Regions from separate parts of the Homo sapiens genome. Here region 2 is linked to region 1. A link is a contact called in ENCODE Hi-C or POLR2A ChIA-PET data. All regions are on one chromosome and are shown on one strand. The core of a region is the stretch at or near the end of the contact, and the rest is flanking DNA. Distances in the headings are between cores, read along the strand shown.

Region 1 (3,851 bases), core at 1,287-3,786:
CGTGCTTTAGCAAAGAGCTACAAATAAAATCAATAAGAAGATAGATGAAGCTACTATCAACTTAGCAACCATTTAAAAGATAGTCAAGAGACATTAAAACCCTTTTTAATAAATATTTCCCCTAAATTTCTATTGGGTTAAATTTTTCATTTAGGCATTACTTAAATCTTTCCCTTTTGTAAATTTTTTTTTTGCTTTTATGAATAATGTCCTTTCCCATTCTGAAATTAACATTTACTTATAATTCTTATGGTTTCTTAGGGATTTATTTTCTTTCTTTGTTTAACATGTAGCTCTTTAACACATTTAGAGTTGACTTTAGTGTTTGATATAAGGCGAGGACCGAATTAACTCATTTCCAAATACTTCATTAGTTGCCAGCACTATACATGGTGCAATCCTTCCTGCTCAAATCCGTAACAAAGTGGGTTTTATCATCTAGTCTAGATGAGTCTTTGCATGTTGGCCTATCTTCACCTGTACTTATATCTACATCTGATTCTGTCCACCAAACCTCTCCTGTTATAGAGGAATAAAACAAAGACCAGAGAAGATAACTGCTTTGTCCCAGGTCACACAGCTGGTAGCGGGGCAGAACCTGGGTGGGGGCCCTCGCCCACCCCTGTTCCTCCAGCACAGGCTCTCCCTAAGCTACATGTCCTCTCAACCAGGCTTCCTAGTACATGGGGAATAACGACCCTACCCTTCCCCACCTGATCCACCCAAGCTCTGCTCAGAAGGGGAAGTGGCGACCCTCCCGCAGGCGGTGGCACTCTCTCTCTCTCGTTGTGTCTGAAGGCTGTTCCACTTCCCAGGCTCTGTTCTGTGAGTCTCTGTGTTCTGTGAGGCTCCAAATGTGCTGCCCTACACAACACACAGCCAGAGAGTGGCTGGGGAGACGGTCTACCTGGCTGGAGAACCTGGACCCACACCCTTCTCTGCACATAAGGGCCAGTGCCCCTGACTCTAGGAGCCTAATAGGAACATAGGTCATTGCTGGAGTCAGACTGTCTGGGTTCAAATCTCTCTCTGCCACTTCTGGCTTGAATAACCTCTTCTGTGCCTCCGGTTCTCATCTCAAAAAGGAGGATAACAAGCAGACTTAACTCATAGGAGCTTGTAGAGGTGAACTCAGTTAACCTGAGTAACTTGCTTAGCACAGTGATTGCAAATGTTAGCTGTGGAGATCAATTTTACTAATTTTATTCAGTTGAAGGGTTGGTATCTAGTGAAATTTATATTGTTTCTTTTAAAAGATCATGTTTCTTTTTTCTCTTTAGTATTGAAATTGGCATCTTTGGGAGCTCGCTGTCATCTCTTCACAAAACATCCCCACGGAAAGCCAAACTTTCCCTTAGCAAGCGTGGCAACGTCCCAGAGTGCAGCCTGGTGAGTTTGGAATGCAGGTGGTTTGCGGACCCAAGGGAGAAAAAGTGACTGCAGATGGTGCATTTCCTGTTTATAACGTGCTTGGGGAAATGACCATTTTGCTCATGAAGAAAAAAGATTTTTTATCTTATTGGGTAAAGAAAAATAATAGACCACAGAGACAGAATATTACCACAGCATTTTTGTCTGATGAGAAACTGATTGGCTTGACTACATATTGATTAAACATTCTACATGCCGTTACTCTCTAGACAATAAGAATCTTGGCATACGATAACTTTGAAAGCAAAGTTCATTTACGGTCAGGTTGGTTTCACCAAAACAATCGTATTCCAATATTACGGTTCTCAAAACTGAAATACCTGAAAACCTCTTTGGGGACCTGGATTTTCAGTGGAAAACAAACTGCTCAGACAAAGCTGCTGGGGCCCCCATTTCCCACTGCTTCCTCAGTTTCCCCAAAACTAAACAATCTGGGAGACAGTGTGAAGTTAGTGCATGTTTAATTTGGCAACTCTCTTTCCAGATGTGTATGGTCCAGATGTGTTGAGTCTGCTCCCAAGTTATCAATCAAAAAGCAAACTGACCCGGGGTGGATGGCTGCATTTGTACAGCAGCTGCTGTCACCAGCGCACCCCCAAGCAATGTTTTCTTAAACTTAGATGTCCAGGCAGAAAAATCCCTTTGCCTTCTAGTGGCCCCTGCCTAACATTTCCCTCCATACCCTTCTAGATTACCTTACACGGAGAGAATTAAGTTAGGGGATTTGTCTGCTGTCAGTCCCCTTTTTCTTCTGGTTCTATTTTTAGCCTTAATGGTCTTTTCTAATAGGTCCAAACTGTGCAACAATACGTAAAACTAATTGTATTTTACATAAAAATCCATGATCACATCTAGCCAGCCAAAATGGATCAGAGAAGCTCCATACAGTCGTGTGGATTTTTTTATTTGACTAGAAGCCATCCATGTGCCTACCTGATGCATGTGCACACATGCATCCACGCACCTTGCATGCACACACACATGCACATGCACTCTTCCAGGATGGCTTTGAAGTGGCGAGGGTAGAAAGGAACTCTTGGTCCCAAGGGCTGGCCTCATGAAGGAGCTCCAAGATGCAACTCATTCTTGAATTGCAGCCAGGACCTCAACTATTCCCTGCAGGAATTCCCCTAAGAAGAATGTGTTGGTCTTATGTGTCACGGGTTGCCCCAAGTCATCCTGGCTTCTGGGGTTGTGGGCTTTTGTTCAGAGAAAACAGGGACTGCTGAAACCTTGTAGTGGATACTCTCTGTTCCCTGCCCAGATCTCTGGGCTGGTGCCCCATCCTCTAGGTCTGTGAGCATTGGCTGCCGAGGGCTCACAGCTGCCCATTTCCAGAGAAGTTCCCTTGGGACAGTAACAGCTTCTGGGCCCAGAAGATTACTCTCCCACACACAAGGCAGCCAAGGGCCAAGCCTGACTAGGACAAAAGCCCAGGCCCCCTCCCTCACAGTGGGACCACTCCGTGGTGCAATTCACACTCCCCAACTTCCCCGGGGATCAGGCAGAAACTGGACCCCAGCCAAGAACCTGCCTGGCTCCACCCTTCTCCAGGCTTCTTGGCTTCCTTCACTCCCTTTCTGCCCACAGGTCCTACAATAGATCATTTCCACAAGACCCCCGTCTCAGACTCTGCCTAAGAAATCCCTCATCTTAATCACTGAGCCCATCTGGCGTCTTTCTTTTATAAAAAATTTGTATTTTTATTTTAAGTTCCTGGGTACATGTGCAGGATGTGCAGGTTTGTTACATAGGTAAACGTGTGCCAAGGTGGTTTGCTGCACCTATTAACCCATCACCTAGGTATTAAGCCCAGCATGCATTAGCTATTTTTCCTAATGCTCTGCCTCCCCGCCACCCACCCACCAGCAGGCCCTACTGTGTTGTTCCCCTCCCTGTGTCCATGTGTTCTCATTGCTCAGCTCCCACTTATCTAGAACCAGAAATACCATTTGACCCAGCAATCCCATTACTGGGTATATACCCAAAGGAAAATAAATCACTGGACTACAAAGGTACATGCATGCGTATGTTCATGTTCATGGCATCTTTCATTTAGGCATCAAACTCCCCTCAGTCAGGAAGGACGGTGACAGTCTCCACACCCTCCAGGCTATTGGGACAGATTCTGTTTTTTTCACCCTGCCCTGCAACAAAATTATTTTCTGCTTTCACCAAACCCAGGCAAACAGACTCCACTAGACCTGGAGACTAGGAATAGAAAATGTACATAAATTGTGGTTTTAAAAATTCACTTAGATATGAATAATATGATGATAATTATTAGGAAAACATGGAACATTAAGACGTTGAAAATAAGTTCTACAAGTAAATGTGCCAGTCAACAAAGATTCATTCAGGGTTCCAGGGTGTCACTTGAGTTAGTGACCATTGTATAAAGTTCTAATCTGTGCTTGAAA
Region 2 (3,987 bases), core at 538-3,037, 34 kb after region 1:
GCTTTTTTCTCCCAAAGAAATTTCAAACCAATTGCATTCTTGAGTCCATTTTTTTAATGGAAAGATTAGCCCATATATGAAGTTATCATAAAGTGCTGAATGTTGTCAAAGCCCCTGACAATCCCAGATGGAGTGGGGGAAGCTGGCCACTCACATTTGCGGTGTGCTGGTGAGTCACTTTGGTATTTGTCTGTTGTGTCTCTTTTGTTAACAATGCAGGGATGTCTTTTCCTCCCACATCCAAAACTATTCATTAGACCAGGAGCACCAGAAAGTATAAGAATAAAATTCTTAGATTTAGTTTAAATCTAAATTGGCCTTAAATGTCGGTTTATGTTTCTAAATGTCCAAACAAAAAACCCAGCAGGTTCTTGTATGATAAAATATAATACTGAGTAGACTGCACACAAAGGAGTTCAGAATGTTTTTCCATCTGAAAAAACCTCTCTACCCATCCTTGTGAATTTTAAGAGGTAAGCATGTAACCCACTAGGAAAGACGCCCATACAGTCACAAATGGATAGTGAGGGTTCCAGCATTCTGTGATCCTCAATTTTAGTTCTAGAGCCAGTTTGTAGCCTCTGAAAAACCTTTAGAAATCATGCCCATCGTTCATGGATCTTGAATATCTTCATTTTGTAGCTTGTGTCACTAGGATGTGAGAATTTTGTGGGTGAGTTTTCCATCCTCCTTGTGCACTGCTCTGTCCCTCTTGTCTTAAGTGAGTGTTCCGTACACAGTAGTTAAGTCTATCAATCAACGTTCAAGTGTTATTGTTAGTTATAAACAGCTTTTTAAGGTCATTCATTCAGTCCCATGTGCACTGTCTTCATTAATCTTCATAAGACGAGAAAGGGAGTATGATCACCATTTTACAAAGACAAGGCTAAGATTGGAGAAGGCAAGTGATGGCCCCTGGTCACTCAGCTAACAAGCCCAAAGCCTAGGCATGGAGCCTCCATGTGACAGGTGCTTTGCTGACATGAACCAAACCATTCCCACTGGACCACACGTCTCCAAGCACCTTTGGTTTTCCCCATTTGTTTGGATCTAGAGCTTGCAAGAAGCTGTGACCAGAGGCAGAGTAAGTGGGAGTAAGACTAAGGTGAGGGATTGGAGAGGCAGCCTTGCCCCGCGTGACCAGGAATCAGGACACAACTCCACCAACAACCTTGTGTAACCTGTTTCTTTTTTGGAAAATGGCAGGATCAGGCCAGATTGTGAGGGGTTCCCCAGGGGTTTGGTCTTGCCATCTCCTTACAAGGCTGGTGCCCTTCCAAGATGTCCACTTAGAGGCTGAGGAATGAGGCACAGGAGGGTCTTCTGGCAAACACTCTGAATGCCCAGTGGACACGTGGGGATGGCAGTGACCCACTTCCACCGTCTCCCTCCCAGCCCAGGCTAGATTCACTTCTGAGCAGCCAACTGCCCTCCTTTCCCAGACCGGCTGGTACCTCCTGCCAGCTTCACCTCCCAAGCCTTGATCACAAAACCCTCCATTTTTTTCAGCCTGTTTTGTGGGACTTGCATTCTGTGGATCACCCTTTGAAAAACGTGGTTATCGTTATTCTAACGGCCAGATAGAAGGCAGTGTTTTTATACACTGAGTAGCTATGCATACACTAGGCAGGGGAAATCCACAGCTTGCTGCTACCACAGCCCCTCTAGAGTGGGTTCTTCAAGAGAAATGTAGGAGGAAGCTTCAGGCAGTACCATTCTTTAGCTGGAAGGAACTCCAGCCCTTCACTGTTGTGGAAGCTGGGCCCAGAGCAGGGAGGCAGCGTCCCAAGATCACACGGTGAGTTAGTCACCAGTGAAAATAATATTTTCCTCCTTGCACACCACACCCTCTTTTTTTCCAGGCAAATTCCAGGCTCCTTTGGAAGAATGACAATGCTACAGAAAAGCACATGGATTTGCAGCTTCGTGGACATCACCTGTGAGGGTGACAGCTCTTTACTCTCAGTGAGTTCCCCAGGTACACAAGCTCCTGAACAGACACAGGATGCACACATCTAAGTGCTTTCTGGCCCCAGATCCACATGCGCAGATGTAGAAGGGGCTTTCAGCTGATCACGAGGGTGTGGAAAGGTCTCAAGGGTGATTCAGGCACATAAATTCAAAATCTGTTTCTTCAACAAGAAATGCAGCTACCTTAAAAAAATTTTTTTAAGTAATCCAGATAATATTTTATTCAACAGATGGAGGAAAGTGAAGCCAGGCTTACTGAGGAAAAAAAACAACCCTCAGAAATCAAAATCAGACAGCTATACCCGGTCTGGCTGCCCCAGAGCGGGAAGACCTGAACCTTGGCAGGGCTGGCTGCTGTGCTGACCAGTCTGATATCAAGAAGAGAAGTGATTTTCCGATCCTGCATCCGGTACAGCTGTGCGGACTCTGCTCTTCCTGCCATTCCACCAAGAAATTAAAAAGCAATTTTCTTTTGAAGTTCTGGGGTTTTTTTGTTTTTTGTTTTTTTCATTTAAGATTACACTTTGAGGTCAGAAAATGAGACATAAGGAATTCACAAACACACACGCATTCGATTCAGAAACATTCCACCCTCCACATCCCCATTTTAAACTGTCCTGAGGCCCAGATGGTTTACAGCTTGAGCCGGCTTAGGCTGGCAAGCATTTCAGGGATCTGGTTGACTACGTTTTCCTGAAACAGAGGTATTTTATGCATTAAGCTGATCAACACCGGGGAGAATGGGGCACCCTAACTGCCTTTAAGTAATATCTTATGAAGCTCTTTTAGGATTAGCAGCAGAACAAAATACACCCAGGAATCAAGGGTATAAAGCAATGAAGATTGTGTTTCACCTTGCAATATTGTGAGTAGTGTTGTTTATTCAAGGCAGTGTTAATTTTTATAATTTTTAAGCTTGTATGTATGTTTTTCTCCTCAGATGATTATGGTCTGTATCAGTTGCAGTTCAAGCAGGAAGTAGAAACCACACAGTAACTTAAACGGGGAAAGTTGAGTATAAAGAATTAATAAGTAAAATGTAGAACTGGAGTAACAAGGGATTGGCTAGTGAGAAGTGAACTCTAAAGAATACAAAGCAGCAGATAGAGGGAGCCGCCACTCTCCGTCCCTGGAGCTGAGATGGATGCTCGTGGAAGGGCCCTCGCTTCCAGGGCTGAAAAGATTCAGACATGCCGAGAGGGCACAGCCATAGCTCAGTGGGTGGCAGGGAATTTTTGCAAGTGCTGTGGTGTTGCAACAGCAGAACTTGCTAGAAATGGGCCTCTTTTCTTCAAATCGAAGGAAAGACATTTCCCCAAACTGAAGAGGACAAAAATGAAGAAATTCTTAGCCTTTCCCTCAAATCAGGAGCCCCATAGTTCTCAAGGTCATTATATTGGTGATGGGCTATATTAATCACTTCTCAAATTCAATCGTAGTCTAACTCATGTTTTCTGCATATATTATAAAATGAATTTCTAACAACATGTACATGAAATAAAAATAGGAAAAACGATGAACATGGTTATCATGTAGAAAAAAATACTTGTCATAAACAAATAGAACATTTGCAGAGCTTCTATAATCCTTGTTTCTGTAATTTGGCATTGAGCCATGTTAGGATGTGTGGCTTCCTTCTCTGGCTCTTCCATATTCCCCTTGCCCTAAGCCAGACCGTGGCTGCTCCAATTCTTTACAAGGAGGTTATGTCCTTGATCAGCCTGCCTTTTCTTTAGTTTCTCTAGTTTTCTACTAAACTTTACTGTTGGTTAGTTTTTACGTGCAAGTACTCAGGGGCACTCATTGCCCCTGACAGTCTCCTCCCTCCGTCTGCTGCGCAGCAGAAACCCAGTTTCCCCTTGGTCACCAGGATCAACCACCCGAGCTATAGACTCATTCCTTTTGTGACTGTTTGTCCAGTGGCCTCTAGGACCCCACAATGGCCATGCGGAGTCTCTGCTTCTAGTTCAGTAGAGTCATTGCTGTGTCCCTTGATGGGGGGGCAAGTGCTTCTGC

What was found. Hi-C counts contacts between places; a loop is a spot of excess contacts on that map. ChIA-PET counts read pairs that join two places held with the same protein, here RNA polymerase II (POLR2A). Pooled maps may share reads with other maps.
Region 2: a loop to region 1 is called in a map of IMR-90, with 2.8 times the contacts of the local background. The contact joins two enhancer-like sites. A Hi-C loop is called at or near these places in 3 of 168 maps with a recorded cell type or tissue (A673, IMR-90 and sigmoid colon) and 2 of 50 pooled maps. POLR2A ChIA-PET finds 5 or more read pairs at or near these places in 6 of 52 experiments (AG04449, AG04450, BJ and 3 more).

What each region holds. Positions count from the first base shown.
Region 1 is chr2:237,220,880-237,224,730 of GRCh38, forward strand. It overlaps LOC105373953 (a long non-coding RNA gene), which reads left to right. Exons shown (of 6, transcript XR_924035.3): 2 at 1,281-1,389. Among named protein-coding and RNA genes, the nearest start is that of COPS8, 140 kb to the left of the region's middle. Within about 2 kb of position 2,537, at least 12 of the 41 ENCODE cell types and tissues checked have a DNase peak (open chromatin) inside an H3K27ac peak, as active enhancers do; they include IMR-90 and sigmoid colon, where a contact is called at or near this core.
Region 2 is chr2:237,255,229-237,259,215 of GRCh38, forward strand. LOC105373953 (a long non-coding RNA gene) reads left to right here. Exons shown (of 6, transcript XR_924035.3): 5 at 1,863-1,978; 6 at 2,202-2,448. Among named protein-coding and RNA genes, the nearest start is that of COL6A3, 160 kb to the right of the region's middle. Within about 2 kb of position 1,788, at least 14 of the 41 ENCODE cell types and tissues checked have a DNase peak (open chromatin) inside an H3K27ac peak, as active enhancers do; they include IMR-90 and sigmoid colon, where a contact is called at or near this core.